Regions from separate parts of the Homo sapiens genome. Here region 1 is linked to region 2. A link is a loop called in an ENCODE intact Hi-C map of the cell type or tissue named here. Cell type or tissue: PC-9. All regions are shown on one strand. Each heading gives the region's core, and the rest is flanking DNA. Links, peaks and the distances in the headings are about the cores only. Region 1 overlaps ALDH5A1 (aldehyde dehydrogenase 5 family member A1). Region 2 overlaps GPLD1 (glycosylphosphatidylinositol specific phospholipase D1).

Region 1 (2,867 bases), core at 1-2,500, 76 kb after region 2:
TCACCCCGGTAGGTGACAGGATCAGCAAGATCCTAGGGTGGGAGATTGGATAGGGAGTTGGGAAACAATTCATTCTTCCTCGTGAGCAGGTGTGCTCATCCTGTTAGTTTTGTCACCTGTTCCTGGTTTCCTGATGCTTTTGCTGGATGTGGAAGTGTGTTTCCTAGTCCTCTGTGATGATGTTAGGTGTGGTGGCAGTGAGTGGAATGATGCATTTCTAATGCCTGCAAAAGTGGGATGAGCCGCAGGAGGACCCAGGGGCTCTTCTGACTTGGCATGGAGGCTTCTTCCTGGCATTGCCTAGCACCTCTGAAAAGATCTTCCAGTATTTATCATTTTTAAAAAGACTTAAGATATGATACATTTTTAAACTTGCCATAGTTTGGAAAAAAGTGTTATGCTTAATTGATGGTTATCATCAATAACAAAGCATTTGTGGACCCACTAGCAGGCACTGGGCCAGGTTCTAGAGGTAAAAAGGCTAAGAAATAAGGTATCACATCTGCCTGGATGGGGCTGCAGTATATTTGTGGAACGCCCAGCTTTCCTTCTGGGTCCTGCCTTCTACTAGGTCCCATATTAACCTCTCTCCTGTATCTGTCAGCTGGTCTCGAGACGTCTGTGTTTTTCCTGCTCAGCATAGTTACAGACAGAATCCCCCTGATTGCCTAGACTGGCTAGGTTTGACTTGAAGGTCACTATTTACTAAATGTGCAACCTTGGCCAAATTACTTAACTGCACTGTCTCCGTTTTCTTGAACTTGCAAATGAGGTTAATATCAACCTCATTGGGTTGTGATAAGGATTTAATTAATTTTAATTTTGAAGTACTTAGAAAAATACCTGATACAGAGTAAGTACTATATAATAGAGTTTTTCAAAATAAAATAAAATACTGTTATTATAGGTATATGTATAGGCATTTATAAATATGTATGTGGAAGGAATAATAAATCATCTGCCATTTTCAAAACCATTGCTAATACTTACTCCCATGGGCCTCAGGCCAAATCCAGCCCACTGCCTATGTTTGTAAATAAAGTTTTATTGGGACACAGCCACACCCATTCATACACCTACTATCTGTGGCTGTTTTCACAATACAGCTGCAGAGTTGAGTAATTGCCATAGAAACCATACATTCTACAAAGCCTAAAAAATTTACGATCTGGCCCTTCACAGAAAAAGTTGGCTGACCCCTGGTCTAACTAATTTTTTACTGTGTTAAATTCTAAAAATATTTCCTGTCTTCAAGAGCCTTTATCTCAGAGTCCCTCAAGTTGGCGGGGGGGTCAGGTGTTCTGAGAGCTCACCTGTGCAGCCAAACGGGTTTGTCAATCAGTTGTGCAATGAAATTTGTTCACTGACTTCCCAACATGCCTTCCTTTGCACTAAGGAGGTGGTCCTTCCTCTCACATACTTCCTCTGCTCTTCTAACCCCAGTGGAATTTCCCCAGTGCCATGATCACCCGGAAGGTGGGGGCCGCCCTGGCAGCCGGCTGTACTGTCGTGGTGAAGCCTGCCGAAGACACGCCCTTCTCCGCCCTGGCCCTGGCTGAGGTGAGCCGCTCTCCCTGTGTTTGTACAAAGCAGACAAAGTTCAAAAATTGATGTTTATCTGGGACAGAAAGAAGCAATTTTGGAGCCTACTTCTTTGCTTACGCCTCCTGATGCATGGTGTTGTGTATTAATCTACTGGTGATTACTTTAAGTCAGCTGTAGCTCTTTTGGGAAAAAAATGGATGAGGGATCTTCTGACATCTGCAGGCCATATGTTTTCAGCCTACTGTAAAATGGTATCTATCCATCATCTTCATAAACTAGGCACTTAAACATGGGTGTTTCTCACATTTAGGAAACTTCTTATTTCCCATTCCCATTCCCAGTTCAATCTGCATTCCATTAGATCTTATTCTTTTGTTTGAAAACCTCAAGTGGCCTCTTGTGTCACTCACTCAGAGTAAAGTCCAGATTCCTTAGTGGCTTTCAAGGTCCTATGTCACTTCCCACCCCCCCAGTATGTCTCTGACTTCGTCCATCACACTGGAACCCCTCACTCTTCATTCATCTGCTTGGACCACTCTGGCCCCTGCCGCTTTCCAGACCCCGCCAGCCTTGCCCTCCACTCAAACTTTATACTTTCCCTCTGTCTGGAGCAGTCTCCCCCAGATACCCCTATAACTTGCTTCTTCACGTCTTCACTCAAATTCCTCTCTCCCAGGGAGGCCTTCCATGGCCACCCTGTCTAAAAATCACAATTTGGCTGGGCGTGGTGGCTCACACTTGTAATCTCAGAACTATGGGAGGCCAAGGTGGGCAAATCACTTGAGGTCAGGAGTTCGAGACCAGCCTGACCAACATGCTGAAACCCTGTCTCTACTAAAAATACAAAATTAGCTGGGCGTGGTGGCATGTGCATGTAATCCCAGCTACTCAAGAGGCTGAGGCAGGAGAATCGCTTGAACCCTGGGGGCGGAGATTGCAGTGAGCCGAGATGGTGTCACTGAACTCCAGCCTGGGCAACAGAGTGAGACTCAGTCTCAAAAAAAAAAATCACAACCTCACACTCTGATCCTCCTGATCCCCTCCTCTGCTTTGCTTTTTCCCCCAGAACACCTAAAACTACCTACCCTATCACTATTTGTAGGCCTTTTCAGTGGGCAGGGCTAGGAGATATACATATATGTGTACACATGTGTACACACACAATAAAATGCTGCAGAAATTCCTATAGAAACTTCGAATTCAAATTCAGTCCTATAGAGTTTTTACTTAATTTATTTTATATTATATCTGCACCTCCTTCTTTCCTGGTTCCTTTTTTTTTTTTTTTTTTTTTTTTTTTTTTGAGACAGTCTCGCTCTGTC
Region 2 (2,919 bases), core at 241-2,740:
TTTCCTCTCCGGCCCTTACAGTAGCGTGTGGCTCAGGCCACATCTTTTCCCTCTAGTTCTTTTGGCACAAGTTGTAACCTAATGCGACAAAGGTCCCTCATGAGATGGCTTAAAACTAGCAGTGTCGCTAGGCTCTTTAGGTGTTAGAACAGCCAACTCTACAAAAGTATTGGAGGGCACAGAAGGGTGATAGTCTTGGTTTTTATATTTGTCCTTCACTATATAAACATTGAAAAGGTATTAATCCTCATTAAGAAAGGATTATCGGCCAGGTCCTGTGGCTCACACATGTAATCCCAGCACTTTGGGAGGTCAAGGTGGGTGGATCACCTGAGATCAGGAGTTCGAGACCAGCCTGGCCAACATGGTGAAACCCTGTCTCTACTAAAAATACAAAAATTAGCCGGGCGTAGTATTGTGCACCTGTAGTCCCAGCTGCCTGGGAGGCTGAGACAGGAGAATCACTTGAACCTGGGAGGCGGAGGTTGCAGTGAGCTGAGATCACATCACTGCACTCCAGCCTGGGCAACAGAGCAAGACTCCGTCTCAAAAAAAAAAAAAAAAAAAAAGGACTATCATCCTTAGCAAACTAACACACGACCAGGAACAGAAAACCAAATACCAAGTATAGCATGTTCTCACAAGTGGGTGCTAAGTTAAAAGAACTTATGAACACAAAACAACACACACTGGGGTCTACTTGAGTGGGGAAGGTGGGAGGAACAGAAAAGATAAAACCTTCACATGTACCACTGAACCTAAAATAAAAGTTAAAAAGGACTAAGTCACAAGTGATTTGGAATGTGAGGTTATCCCTCACCCCCATGCTTTACTCTGTACTATTTTTCCTCCCTCAGTTTCTTTTTTTTTTTTTTTTCTGTATACTATGCTTTCTATTATACTTTGATTGGCATGGGCCAATCTGTTATTTTTAAGTTCAACTTTTTTTTAACTTTTAAGTTCAGGGGTACATGCGCAGGAAGTGCTGGTTTGTTACATACATAAAGGTGTGTCATGGGGGTTTGTTACACAGATTATTTCATCACCCTAAGTATCCATTAGTTATTTTTCCTGATCTCTCCCTCCTCCCACCTTCCGCCCTCTCATAGGCCCCAGTGTGTGTTGTTTCCCTCTATGTGTCCACGTGTTCTCATTTAGCTCCCACTTACAAGTGAGAATATGGAGTGTTTGGTTTTCTGTTCCTGCAATAGTTTATGAAGGATAATGGCCTCCAGCTCCATCCATGTCCCTGCAAAGGGCATGATCTTGTTCTTTCTTTATGGCTGAACAATTCTTTTTTTAAAAAAGGATGTTTTTAGGAGGAATTGTGTACAGAGACTGTTCTAACAGATAACCACAGAGGGACCTTTCCAGCCATTGGAAAGACATTCAAGAGGAAGAGGAAATAGGTTGTACAGCAGGTCTGACTACAGGCAATAAGTTGGGAAAGAAGAAAGGTTTAGATGCAAAGGGAGCGAGGAAGTAAACTGTGGAAGGAGACATGAGTAAGCAGAATGTCTGCTATTTCACATATTTCTGGTGCAGTCATATATTTACTGTATCAGATTTCCAGAGGGTGTGGCTGTTAGTGTGTCTCTCTACTCCCAGGAGCCCCATGTCTATCAGGATCTACCACCGCTCCACTGGATGTGCCACTTTGTCCATCAAAATGCTCACCATGGATGTGATTCAGCATGAGAGAGGTGGGCAGAGTGGGGAAATGCAGTGAAATCTTCAATCTGAGCCAAGGCTATAGACGTGAAGTGCCCCGGAGAGTCGGGCTCCCAAAGAACTCCTTCCAGCAGCAATGACGACTTGGTTCTGTAAGGGACACAAGACAGAATTCATGGCTCATTCATAACATCTATTGAGTTCCTATGGTAGTCCAGGCATCATGCTATGCTCTAGAAATATAAAGATGAATAAGACACTGGCCAGATCCCCTGGCTTGAACTCAAATGCCACTTTCCCTTTGTTTACAGACCGCTTTCTCACATCTATAAGTTCTGAAAACCGCAGCTAAGGATGCTCACCCCAATCCCTATTCTGGCACATAAATCATAAAGGAGAAGTAGGGCAGTGCATGCTTAGTTCTGGTACAATGTGGAAAACATATCTTGAATAGTAAGGACTTCCCCTAGAAGCTGGCTTTGTCAATGTGTTTAGCGTACCTCCCACCTACCCTGCTGCTTAAAACATTTTAGGACCCATCTTTCAGAATTGCCTTCAAAACCTGCTGCAAGTTTTTAAAACATTTTCTTCTTTTTTGAAACAGAGTCTTGCCCTGTCACCCAGGCTGGAGTGCAGTGATGTGATCTCAGCTCACTGCAACTTCTGCTTCCTAGTTTCAAGTGATTCTCATGTCTCAGCCTCCCGAGTAGCGGAGATTACAGGCATGTGCCACCACATCTGGCTAATTTTTGTATTTTTAGTAGAGACGAGCTCTCACCATGTTGGCCAGGCTGGTCTCGAACTCCCGACCTCAAGTGATCCACCCGCCTCGGCTTCCCAAAGTGCTGAAATTACAGATGTGAGCCACCATGCCTGGTCTTTAAATATTTTCAGTGGTGGCAAATCTTCATACTCCGAGGTCGGATTTGATTTGTGGAAACTGACAAAAGTTATTCTGAACCAAAGCTGGCACATGAGGTACGGGTGATCAAACTGGCTGACAGTATTTTGGTCAGAGCAGGATATGACAGTTTCTTATTTAATTTTGAAAACTACTGATGAAATCTAGAAATAATAATAATAGCTAAAATTTGTGGAGGTTGTATCATGGGTCAGACACTATGCTTAGCCCTGTGCTTATCTTATCCCTTAATACCCAGTGTCAATTAATAGGGAAAATCTACACTTAAGAAAACAGCATCAAATGGTACTTTATTCTCCCTCTCTTTCCCAATTTATGGAATTACT

What was found. A loop is a pair of places that touch in the nucleus more often than their neighbours do. Peaks named below come from ENCODE experiments on the same cell type or tissue, not always from the same donor. Only the 100,000 strongest peaks of a DNase experiment are listed, where the experiment ranks them.
Region 1: a loop joins it to region 2, with 9 times the contacts of the local background. A loop is called at or near these places in 16 of 110 quality-filtered maps.

The regions. Positions count from the first base shown.
Region 1 is chr6:24,503,426-24,506,292 of GRCh38, forward strand. It overlaps ALDH5A1 (aldehyde dehydrogenase 5 family member A1), which reads left to right. Exons shown (of 10, transcript NM_001080.3): 3 at 1-8; 4 at 1,444-1,560. Among named protein-coding and RNA genes, the nearest start is that of ALDH5A1, 9.9 kb to the left of the region's middle. In PC-9, for the core only: no CTCF peak of the experiment used is centred there; a DNase peak (open chromatin) is centred at 1,376; H3K4me3 peaks cover 1,461 bases; H3K27ac peaks cover 2,173 bases.
Region 2 is chr6:24,427,298-24,430,216 of GRCh38, forward strand. GPLD1 (glycosylphosphatidylinositol specific phospholipase D1) reads right to left here. Exons shown (of 25, transcript NM_001503.4): 25 at 1-1,821. The coding sequence ends at 1,735. Among named protein-coding and RNA genes, the nearest start is that of MRS2, 26 kb to the left of the region's middle. In PC-9, for the core only: no CTCF peak of the experiment used is centred there; a DNase peak (open chromatin) is centred at 1,504; H3K27ac peaks cover 1,856 bases.